3 separate regions of the Homo sapiens genome follow, and regions 1 and 3 are each linked to region 2. The links are chromatin contacts, found by Hi-C or POLR2A ChIA-PET in ENCODE. All regions are on one chromosome and are shown on one strand. Each heading gives the region's core, a stretch centred on a gene start or an enhancer-like site at or near the end of the contact. The rest is flanking DNA. Distances are from core to core; before and after follow the strand shown.

Region 1 (3,438 bases), core at 772-3,271, 270 kb after region 2:
CCTCCTCCTCCTCCTCCTCCTCCTCGTCCTCCTCCTCCTCCTCGTCCTCCTCCTCCTCCTCCTCCTCCTTGTCCTCCTCCTTGTCCTCCTCCTCGTCCTCCTCCTCTTCCTCTTCCTCCTCCTCTTCCTCTTCCCCCTCCTCCTCCTCTTCCTCCTCCTTCTTTTGGTAGATACCAGTATCCATAAAAGAAGCTTGAGATGAATTGGCTTCTTCCCCCACAACTTCACTTCTAAGTATAAAGCAAGTCTCAAAGCAAACTGCCACACATATTTATTAGCTGTTTATTAGGAAGCAAGTACATTTAAAACACACAAAAGAGCCCAAATGAGTTGTTCTGAAGGTTTAGGGATGATTCAGTTCTGCCCTTTTAGGGACTCTTGTCATAAATGATTCACTCAAGGCAAATGCCAGGATTCCAGAGGCAGAATTCTAGCATCCTGTTAGGTGGTGTCTGACGGGGCAGAATTCCCCAAAGACAGGCTGTAGCCTAGGGTATCCTCTGGAAGGGTAAATTAGGGAAAAGACCTCACTTTACTGTGTCCATAGAAGGGTAGGGAATGTGTCTGACACACATTTAGCCAGTCCACGTATCTTAGCTCACTTTTAATTTCACCAGTGAAAGCCATTTAAGATTCATCACAGATGGCCAGTAGGCCAGTAACACCCATTTAAATATGCCAGTGAGAATGGTCTTGATGGGCGGCTGAGTAGTGGGTAACAGAAGGGGTCATGGTTGCTGCATCTGGATCATGGGCTCTGAATGAGAATGTGGATGGACCTCCAGGAATAGTGACCATCTCAGCTGCAACCTAAGAGACACACACTTGGATAACCATCCAGTTTATGCTCAACTGCAATAAGGCTAATTCTGGACACCTATAATTTTTAATATTAAAATGTTTTGTAAATGAAAACAAAATTAGTTGGGCATGGTGTCACAAACCTGTAGTCCCAGCTACTTGGGAGGCTGAGGTGGGAGGATTACTTGAGCTGGTGAGTTCAAGGTCCACTTGAGCAACAAAGCAAAAGACCCCATCTCTTAAAAAAAATGTAAGACTTGAGAGGGTTTTCCTGGCAGGCAAGGACAGAACAAACACTGCTAGGTATTTGTCATTTTTCAACTTGAGGGGCCAGTTCCCCCAACCCCAAATCCTCAGGATGAGTATGGGATTCTTGAGGGTGGGGAAGCAAGAAATTTGTTTATTAAAGATATTATTGGTTTAGAAAGGTTGATGAATACTGCCATAGTTTAACTAAAACAAAGTCATAAAACTTACATTAACTCTGAATCCCACTAACTCAAGACATGGTAGTTTGATCTCAGGCTGGGCTGAGGCTTTTTTATATCCAAGCTGGGAAAAATTGCCAAGCAAAATAATGGTTTAAACAAGATTGGAAGGAACAATTTAAAAGCACTCATGTGTAATTGATATGTCAATTACTAATCATTCCTCTATTCATTAAACCCAGTCTCCTAAGGATACCTATTTTCTTTATGAATATTTGAAATGTGTAAAATGGCCCTATTTTTAACAGACTGATTCTGGGTTTTACACATTTGGATAAGCTTTCAAATCTATCTAATTTGTGTTTATAAAACATTGCCATCCTGTGTGTATGTATATGTATATGTATATTTTTTCACTGGTTATGTTTTTTTTCAGCCTTCGTTCAGAAAAACCTGGTCTATGGCACAACTAAAAAGGTTTGCCGCAGACCCAAATACGTGTCTCCCCAGGATGTGACGACCATGCAAACCTGGTAGGTTGCAGTGGGGGGCTTGGTACTTAGGATGTAATCAGCTGGGGTGTGCTCTGCAGTGGTGACAGAAAACCTGCCTCAGACAGCACCCGGGCACCGTTGGCTTGTACAACGAAGTGCTCCCACACTCTGTTATCGTTTGTCTTCTACTAGTTGGACCAGAGTGGGAATTACCCTGTGGGTAGAAGCTTCGTGATGCATAATTAGAAGGCTGCCTGTTGTGATCTGCGATGATTCTCTGGAGAAGACAGACTCTGAAGGCGAGTCTAGACTTGAAGCCAACCCATCCGTTTGTCTTTTCTGTGGAATCATTGAGTCATAGACTTGAATTTTTTAAATGTTGAAATAATGAAATAATGATGGAATTACACCAATAAAAACTCATGTATTTTAGTATTTGAATATCACGGAATACCAAAACTCTAAAAACAGATATTGCAGTCACTAATGGGCGAGCTTCGTCAGGGTGAGTTTCTTTCAGTCCCAAGATGGCTGCCAGGAGCCACCAGGTTAGCCTGTGGCCTGTGAGCCCCTAGAAGGGAGGAGAGAAACCTCCTATAGCAGATGAGGGGAAATTCTTGTGCTTTGTACTGATCAGACCCTATCTCAACCTCTGGTGTTATTTTAGGCTTGGGGAGGTGGGATGGGATTGGAACTGAGAGGAAGGGGTCAGTGTTCTCCAAACCACACAGCCACATATTGGGGGAAGGTGGCCTGCATGGTGGAGAGGGACCACAGTGCCCATACAGTTTGGGCTTGCCAGAGCCAGTGCTGGGACTTTAGGCAGTGTTACTGGTAGCTGGCTGCACCTTCTGTTCGCCTGAGAGGTCTGGCTTGTGTCTATTTTATGGAGAACCAACAATGTCTCTTTTGGTTCTTTTGTTTTGTGAAGCATGCAAAGGTCGTTTTTAAATGAGTTTGGTACAAGATAGAGGAGAAAGGTATTATCAGTCCACGAAACTGCCTTGTGAGTCAGACCTAGCAAAGTAATTTCCTGGGAATGTGCCTTACTTTTTCCTTTTTAAATTAAAATTTATTTTTGCGCTGGGTGCAGTGACTCACACCTGTAATCCCAACAGTTCAAGAGGCCGAGGCGGGTAGATTGCTTGAGCCCAGGAGTTCGAGACCAGCCTGTGCGCCTGTAGTCCCAGCTACTCAGGAGACTGAGGTGGGAGAGACACCTGAGCCCAGGGAGGTCAAGGCCGTAGTGAGCCAAGATCACACCACTGCACTCCAGCCTGGGTGACAGAGTGAGACCCGTCTCAAAAATAATAATTATTATTATTATTGTTTTTGACTATGTGTAAAACCTTCACGTGATTAAAAGTCAAACCTATATAAAATGGTATCCTCTGTAGACTGTAACTTCCTCCCTGTTATCTCTACCCTGTTCCCACTGTGGGTAACATTAGTTTCCGGTTTCTCTTTTTTATGTTTCTCTTTGCAAAAATAAGCATTTGCATACATACATATAAAAGTATTTTCTTCTTGCACAAAAGGGAACATGCTATCTATACTGTTCTATACCCTTTTTTGTTTTCACTTAAAAATAGATCATGATAATCACTTTGTTTCAATTCATTAACTTCCTCAATCCGTTTCTTCTTTCCTGGTTCTCTGTAATATGTATGTACCATAGTTTACTTAATATGTCCCCTTTTCATGGATGTTTGTGT
Region 2 (3,679 bases), core at 641-3,140:
GATGGAGTCTCACTCTGTCACCCAGGCTGGAGTGCAGTGGCATCATCTCGGCCCACTGCAGCCTCTGCTTTGTGGGTTCAACCAATTCTCCTGCCTCAGCCCCCTGAGTGGCTGGGACTACAGGCACCTGCCACCATGCCCGACTAATTTTTGCATTTTTAGTAGAGACGGGGTTTCACCATGTTGGCCAGGCTGATCTCAAACTCCTGACCTCAAGTGGTCTGCCTGCCTCAGCCTCCCAAAGTGCCAGGATTACAGGTATAAGCCACTGTGCTTGGCCTAATCTGCAATCATTATTCCAAGTTCTTGCCACTACCCTTAAGCAGGTTCTATGTGAGTGGTCCTCCTGATCTGCAGTGGACTGCTGCTTTAACTTGGCTGAATAACAACTATTATACCACACCCTTGTGTCCTGCAATGCAGTTTAGACACATGAGAAAATAGTACGAACCTCAGCCCAGTTCAGTGGCTCATGCCTGTAGTCTCAACACTTTGGGAGACCAAGGTGGGAGGATCACTTGAGCCCAGGAGTTCGAGACCAGCCTGGCCAACATAATGAGACTCTATCTCTACTAAAAAAATAAAAAAAATAAAAAAATAATTGACCAGGCATGGTGGTGCATACCTGTGGTCCTAGCTACTCGGGAGGGAGGATAGGAGGTCCAGGCTGCAGTGAGCTGTGATCATGTCACTGCACTCCAGCCTGGGTGACAGAGCAAGACTCTGTCTCAAAAAGAAAAAAGAAAAAAAGCCGGGCATGGTGGCTCATGCTTGTAATCCCAGCACTTTGGGAGGCCAAGACAGGTGGGATCACCTGAGATCAGGAGTTCAAGACCAGCCTGGCCAACATGGTGAGACCCTGTCTCTACTAAAAATACAAAAATTAGCTGGGCATAGTGGTGGATGGCTGTAATCCCAGCTACTTGGGAGGCTGAGGCAGGAAGATTGCTTGAATCCGGGAGGCGGAGGTTGCGGTGAGCTGAGATTGCGCCATTGCACTCCAGCCTTGGTGACAGAGCGAGACTCCGTCACACACACACACACACACACACACACACACACACACACACACACACAAAAGAGGATATAGAACCAGCCCTGTAGATTTTGTGCCAGCTCTCAGGGGACTTCCTGCACCACTTGGACTATCATTCTTCCAGATCAGGTGTCCCCAGGGATCGTCTGCAGTGGTTACAAACAACACTTCACAAAATGTTAATAGCCACGAATCTATTTTAATGTGTATTAGAAAAAAATATGGCTGGGCATGGTGGCTCATACCTGTAATCTCAGCACTTTGGGAGGGCGAAGTGGGCAGATCACTTGAGCCCAGGAGTTCAAGACCAGCCTAGGTGACATGGCAAAATTCTGGCTCTACAAAAACACAAAAATTAGCCAGGTGTAGTGGCATACGCCTGTAGTCCCAGCTACTTGGGAGGCTGAGGTGGGAGGATGGCTTGAGCCTGGGGGGCAGAGGTTGCCATGAGCTGAGATAGTGCCACTGCACTCCAGCTTGGGCAACAGAGTGACACCCTGTCTCAAAAAGAAAAATTATAACATGCACATAAAACCTGAGACATGCATTTCTTTTCAAAAGTCATCAAAGTTAAAAAGTGAGTCCTATTTAGAGACTATTAACCAAGTAACTCTAGGAGGCAGTGTGTGACTACGGAGAACACCCTGAAGGCCTAAAACCCCTTATGGGGAGGCTCTGAAGGCCACCCCAAGCCCTTTCATTTTTCACTCCTCCATCTTCATTACTCCTTCTCTCTCCAAGTTCTTCATCTTCTGGGCCTGTTTCTCCTTCCCTTCCTCCCTCTAAGCTTCTCTGGTGGTGCCCTGGGTTTTAACAGGGAGAAGGAAAGAGGCTCACATTTAGTGATCATGAATTACTTGCTAGAAGGTCACAGATGTAAGGCAGATACTGTCTACTAGTGGGGCTTTGGGTGATTTCTCTGGAGTACTTTTTGAATTTGCATGTGTGAGTCACCTGAAGATCTGGTTAAAGTGCAGATTCTAGCCCAGATGGTCTGGAGTGGGGCTGAGATGTTTTCATTTCTAGCAATCTCCAAATGATGCTGCGGTGGTTGGTTCGTGGGCCACACTTGGAGTCACAAAGGTTGATCATGGAGCTCTATTTCTTTTTTCCTTTTTTCCTTTTTTTTTTTTTTTTTTTTTGAGATGCACTCTTGCTCTGTCGCCCAGGCTAGAGTGCAGTGGCGCAATCTCAGCTCACTGCAACCTCCCCGCCTCCCGAGTTCAAGAGATTCTCCTGTCTCAGCCTCCTGAGTAGCTGGGACTACAGGCGCATGCCACCACGCTCAGCTAATTTTTTGTAATTTTAGTAGAGGCGGGGTTTCACCATATTGGTCAGGCTGGTCTCGAACTCCTGACCTCAGGTGATCCACCCACGTCGGCCTCCCAAAGTGCTGAGATTACAGGCGTGAGGCACTGCGCTAGGCCATGGAGCTCTATTTCTTTAGAGAACTAAGAACAGAGAAATACATATTTTAGGAAGAGGATGAGTTCTGAAACCACCTCTATCATCTGCAGTGAAGCCAATTATTAAGAACACTTAAGAGTCTAGCATGTTTTGCTCTCTGGAAGAAATATAAGATGGTTCCTTTATACTGACCAAGGCAGTTTGTAATGAAAACTGTTGGCTCAACTTGTTGCTAGGGTACCGCTGGGGAACTGGCACACAGAAAATCTGTAACCTAATGTGATTGTGTGGGAACTAATGAGCTCTGAACATGACAGGCAGGGAGGGTTCTGCTTCCCTCCTTTGCTCAGGTGATGGGCTAACACCCATGTCCAATTAGGCAAACCTGGCATGTGTAGCCATTCGGGGCTGCTGCAGAGCTGTTTCTCTGGGTAGAGAAAATTGGATTGTTGAATTGTTCCAAATATATTGGTATGCTCCCGTCTCCCATCCATTTGGTTATGATAACCAGACCTGCAGACACGTTCTGAGGGTTAGAATAGCTCCAGCATTTAGAAAACAAGCCAGCCAAATACAAAAGGACCCAGATTGAGGTTATATGAAAATTGATGGACGTGATTCAGGACCTTGCTATTTTAAATGAAATGACCTTCACCTGAAGAGATCAGAGGGCGACGCTATTAAGAGGTGTTGCACTTTTACAGTATTCTTTCTGTTAGGGCAGAAAAACTTATGGAAGGAAAAAGGCAAAGTGAATCACCTTTTCTTAAGATTCAGCTGGAACCAGACACTTAGCAAAAGTGATGCTCTGCAGCTGACACAAGTAGCCACATGATTGTGGAATGATAGTGCTCCAAAATGTTCTTGGGGGCTGGATGTGGGGGCTCACACCTGTAATCCCAGCACTTTGGGAGGCCAAGGCAGGCACATCACTCGAGGTCAGGAGTTCGAGACCAGCCTGGCCAACATGGGGAAACTCCGTCTCTACTAAAAATACAAAAATTAGTCAGGTGTGGTGGCAGGTGCCTGTAATGCCAACTACTCGGGAGGCTGAGGCAGGAGGATTGCTTGAACCTGGGAGGCGGAGGTTGCAGTGAGCCGAGATTGCACCACTGCACTCCAGCCTGGGTGACAGAGGGAGGCTCTGTCTCAAAAAAACAAACAAACAAAAAAATTATTGGGTATTACTGAGCATGATGGTGTTTAATTTTGGGAGGGGATGGGGGTAGTTATTCC
Region 3 (3,515 bases), core at 468-2,967, 300 kb after region 2:
CACCAGCACTGAAACCAGGGCAGGCAGCTGGGGTTTGTGATGTCTGTACCCGCAGTTCCAAAGGGGTCAGATGAAGCTGTTCCCTGGCACCCTGCTTGTTCTTCTTTTCTGGAAACAGCCTGGACCTGGAGGCAGACCCCCTGGAAGCTGGAAAATAGGGCCTTCCCTTCCCCGTAAACTGAACCTCATAAGAGATCAACAGAAGCTTCAGAACTGCACCGCACAGCATCCGGGAGTCACCTCAGTGGCGCTCAGACAGGGCTGCTGTGTTTCCCACAAGGGCGATTCTGATTTTCTTTTATGAGTAAGTCCAAGTTGTGTCAGCACTTGGGAAAAGTCAACACGCTTTTTGAGATGAAATAAAATAATAAAATAAAAATGCTCACTCTCCCTACATTCACCCCCAAATCCTTTGAGCAGAAGCAGATTGTCCTCTGGTCTGGGTGAGAATTGTGACACCTTGTCTCTCTCATATCTGGTGATCAATAAGAAAAGCCAGCAGAGCTGATAGGGTGAAAAATGCCCATGGAGCAGGTGTGGAGCAGCTGTGAGGCAGGTGTGGGGTGGGTGTGGTGTGGGTGTGGAGCAGGTGTGGGGCGGGTGTGGTGTGGGTGTGGAGGTGTGGGGCGGGTGTGGAGCGGGTGTGAAGCGGGTGTGGAGCGGGTGTGGGGCAGGTGTGGGGCAGGTGCGGGGCAGGTGTGGGGCAGGTGCGGGGCAGGTGTGGGGCAGGTGTGGGGCAGGTGTGAAGGTGTGGGGCAGGTGTGGGGCGGGCATGGAGGTGTGGAGCAGGTGTGGGGCGGCTGTGGGGCGGGCATGGGACAGGTGTGGAGCAGGTATGGGGCCAGCATGGAGGTGTGGGGCAGGTGTGGAGCGGGTGTGGGGCAGGTGTGGGGCAGGTATGGAGGTGTGGAGCAGGTGTGGGGTGGGAGTGGGGCAGGTGTGGAGCGGGTGTGGGGCAGGTGTGGGGTGGGTGTGGGGCAGGTGTGGAGCGGGTGTGGGGCAGGTGTGGGGTGGGTGTGGGGCAGGTGTGGGGCGGGTGTGGGGCAGGTGTGGGGTGGGTGTGGGGAAGGTGTGGGGCGGGTGTGGGGCATGTGTGGGGAAGGGGCGGCTCAGGAGAGCGAGGCTGGATGGAAGCTGTCCATTCCACTGTCCGACCAGTGCCGGCGCTCCTCCCTGCACACATCATGCTGCAGGCAGCTGAGCGGGCACTACAGTTCCACCTGTGCCACCCACTGCCTCTTGCCTGCTTCTGCAGGGCCAGCCAAGCAGGTGTGTGTCCCCATTTAACCCGTAGGAAGGAGAGGCACGGAGCAGCATGAGGCTCACGATCACGCAGTATGCCAAGGCCAGGGCCAAGATGGTCTTCTGACGTGCCCTCTAGACCTGTTAGATGAATTCTAACTACTTCACCCAGGTTCTCTAGTTTCTGTCTGGTCCTCAGGTGAGATCACCAGCTTCCTGGTCCACCTGCACCAACTTCCTTTTCTGCTCTGCTGTTTATAACGGGTCAGTGGAGAATCGGCCACCGCATTTTCATGTTGAAGAGCCTAACCCCTTTGTTATTCAACATGACAGCTAATAAGGTCTTGTCTGATGGATTCGTGGCTGAGTTTAGGTCCAGGAAGTACTGTGTCCATTGATCAGTTTCTGTGCTGTCCTCTTGCTGGAGAACACACCTGTTTGGCTTGGCTGCTCTCCCTCTTGGCCAGGAGCCCTGGTCACCAAGCCACAGCTGGACCCCAGCTACCAGCCAGCTCTGGGGCCCTGTAAGGCCTTCTTTCCTTTAAATGGCCTTTGTTCTATTTGATCCCTGAATGCTTTATCTTGAACTTCATTTTAACATGTACACCAGCTTCCCACAATCCCCTTGGAAGAAAGCTGGATATCAATTATGAAAAAAATAAGGCTGGGATTGGTGGCTCACGCCTGTAATCCCAGCACTTTGGGAGGCCAAGGCAGGCAGATCACCTGAGGTCAGGAGTTTGAGACCAGCCTGGCCAACGTGGTGAAACCCCGTCTCTACTAAAAATACAAAAAATTAGCCGGGCATAGTGGCGGGCACCTGTAATCCCAGTTACTTGGGAGGCTGAGACAGGAGGATCTCTTGAACCCAAGAGGCAGAAGTTTCAGTGAGCCAAGATCACACCATTGCCCTCCAGCCTGGGCAACAGAGCAAGACTCCATCTCAAAAAAAAAAAAAAAAAAGAATAAAAGAAAGAATTGGATGACAGTTTGCAAGAGGCTCCAAAGGAGATCAGGGAAGGGCTGCACATCAGGTCTTAATGCTGGCATGGGGAGAGGGGGCACAGAGCCCCTGAGTGACTGGCCTGCTTCCACACTGAGACCCAAAACCTTGTGTGCTTGAGGACAATGCAGTTCGAATCACGCCACCGGAATTTTCTGTATTTGCTTCTGGACTTGAACATTTGGACAATGTCTACAATTGCATTCTTTGTAATGCTTTTGTGTTGAAATATCGTTTTGAGATACCCTCAAATCATCCACATATTGTCTTTAAAAATGGTGAAAGGTATTTCCATATGGTTTATGTGATCTGTTAATTCATAAAAGTGTTGAGTGGAATTTATCACATACGGTTAATGCTTTGTGCTGCTTCTGTTTCTAGAGCCTGAAATCTGGCTGTTACTTCACTCTCTGTAGGGGTCTGGGGACATGAATTAAGATGCCCTTCTCTATGGAGTGCCTTGTTTGGGAGAGTTTGAACGAAGCACAATAGTTGGTTTTGCTCTCAAGATACCCACAGGTTGGTGTGACCGGCTGGTTGGTGTGTACATTAGTGAAATGTCATGGAGTGGCAGATATGTGTCCAAGAATATAACATGAAGTGTATAGTTACAGCTCAAAGTGCTGAGGAGGAAGGGCAGGGAGGACCAGGTGAGGCAAGCCCAACACAGACGTCTTGAGGGGCAGTGAGACGTTTTGGAGGGTGAGTCGTGTTGGAGCTCCAGGATGGGACAGCTGGGGGTGTTGGATGGCAGGAAGGAGCTCCCAGGACTCAGACAGTCCCCTACTGTCTGAATGCCAGCTCCAAGATCAGTCAGGGACTTTTATCTGTTTTATATACAGCTGATTTCCCAATGCTTGGCACAGAGTAGATGCTCAATAAACAATTGCTGAATGAATGAATGAACGAATGAATGAATGAATGAACGAACAGGCAGGGGAAATGGCAAAAGCCAGCAAAGGCTAGGAGACCAAAGGGCCAGCTTGGGCTGGGGAGGAAGGCGGTGTTAAGAAAATGCCTGTGAAGCTTTGAGAAGGTTGTTAACCTGTAGGAAAGCGGGCCAGATATCTGAGGTGCCATGGGGATACAAAGGAACCCAGGACTCAGGCGTTGCCCTCCAGAAACACAAGTGGTAACTGATGGAGGAGGGCCCTGACCTGCAGGCTGGGGCAGGGGGTAGGGGTAGGAGGTGGGGACTCGGGCAGGGGAGGGGGCTACCACACACCTGAAAGCTGGCGGGTACATCCTCAGCGTCTCTGCAATCACCATG

Evidence for each region. Hi-C counts contacts between places; a loop is a spot of excess contacts on that map. ChIA-PET counts read pairs that join two places held with the same protein, here RNA polymerase II (POLR2A). Pooled maps may share reads with other maps.
Region 1: a pooled map shows a loop between it and region 2 (4-fold over the local background). The contact joins two enhancer-like sites. A Hi-C loop is called at or near these places in 8 of 37 single-sample maps with no recorded cell type and 8 of 50 pooled maps. POLR2A ChIA-PET finds 5 or more read pairs at or near these places in 1 of 52 experiments (activated T-cell).
Region 3: a loop to region 2 is called in a map of mammary epithelial cell, with 38 times the contacts of the local background. The contact joins two enhancer-like sites. A Hi-C loop is called at or near these places in 5 of 168 maps with a recorded cell type or tissue (GM12878, K562, mammary epithelial cell and 1 more), 11 of 37 single-sample maps with no recorded cell type and 10 of 50 pooled maps. POLR2A ChIA-PET finds 5 or more read pairs at or near these places in 2 of 52 experiments (GM12878 and activated T-cell).

What each region holds. Positions count from the first base shown.
Region 1 is chr7:140,032,559-140,035,996 of GRCh38, reverse strand. PARP12 (poly(ADP-ribose) polymerase family member 12) reads left to right here. Exons shown (of 12, transcript NM_022750.4): 8 at 1,666-1,762. Among named protein-coding and RNA genes, the nearest start is that of PARP12, 29 kb to the left of the region's middle. Within about 2 kb of position 2,021, at least 2 of the 41 ENCODE cell types and tissues checked have a DNase peak (open chromatin) inside an H3K27ac peak, as active enhancers do.
Region 2 is chr7:140,302,687-140,306,365 of GRCh38, reverse strand. The region is part of intron 1 of LOC124901758 (a long non-coding RNA gene); the gene reads left to right. Among named protein-coding and RNA genes, the nearest start is that of SLC37A3, 94 kb to the left of the region's middle. Within about 2 kb of position 1,890, at least 3 of the 41 ENCODE cell types and tissues checked have a DNase peak (open chromatin) inside an H3K27ac peak, as active enhancers do.
Region 3 is chr7:140,007,138-140,010,652 of GRCh38, reverse strand. It overlaps TBXAS1 (thromboxane A synthase 1), which reads right to left. Exons shown (of 13, transcript NM_001061.7): 10 at 3,471-3,515. Among named protein-coding and RNA genes, the nearest start is that of PARP12, 54 kb to the left of the region's middle. Within about 2 kb of position 1,717, at least 2 of the 41 ENCODE cell types and tissues checked have a DNase peak (open chromatin) inside an H3K27ac peak, as active enhancers do.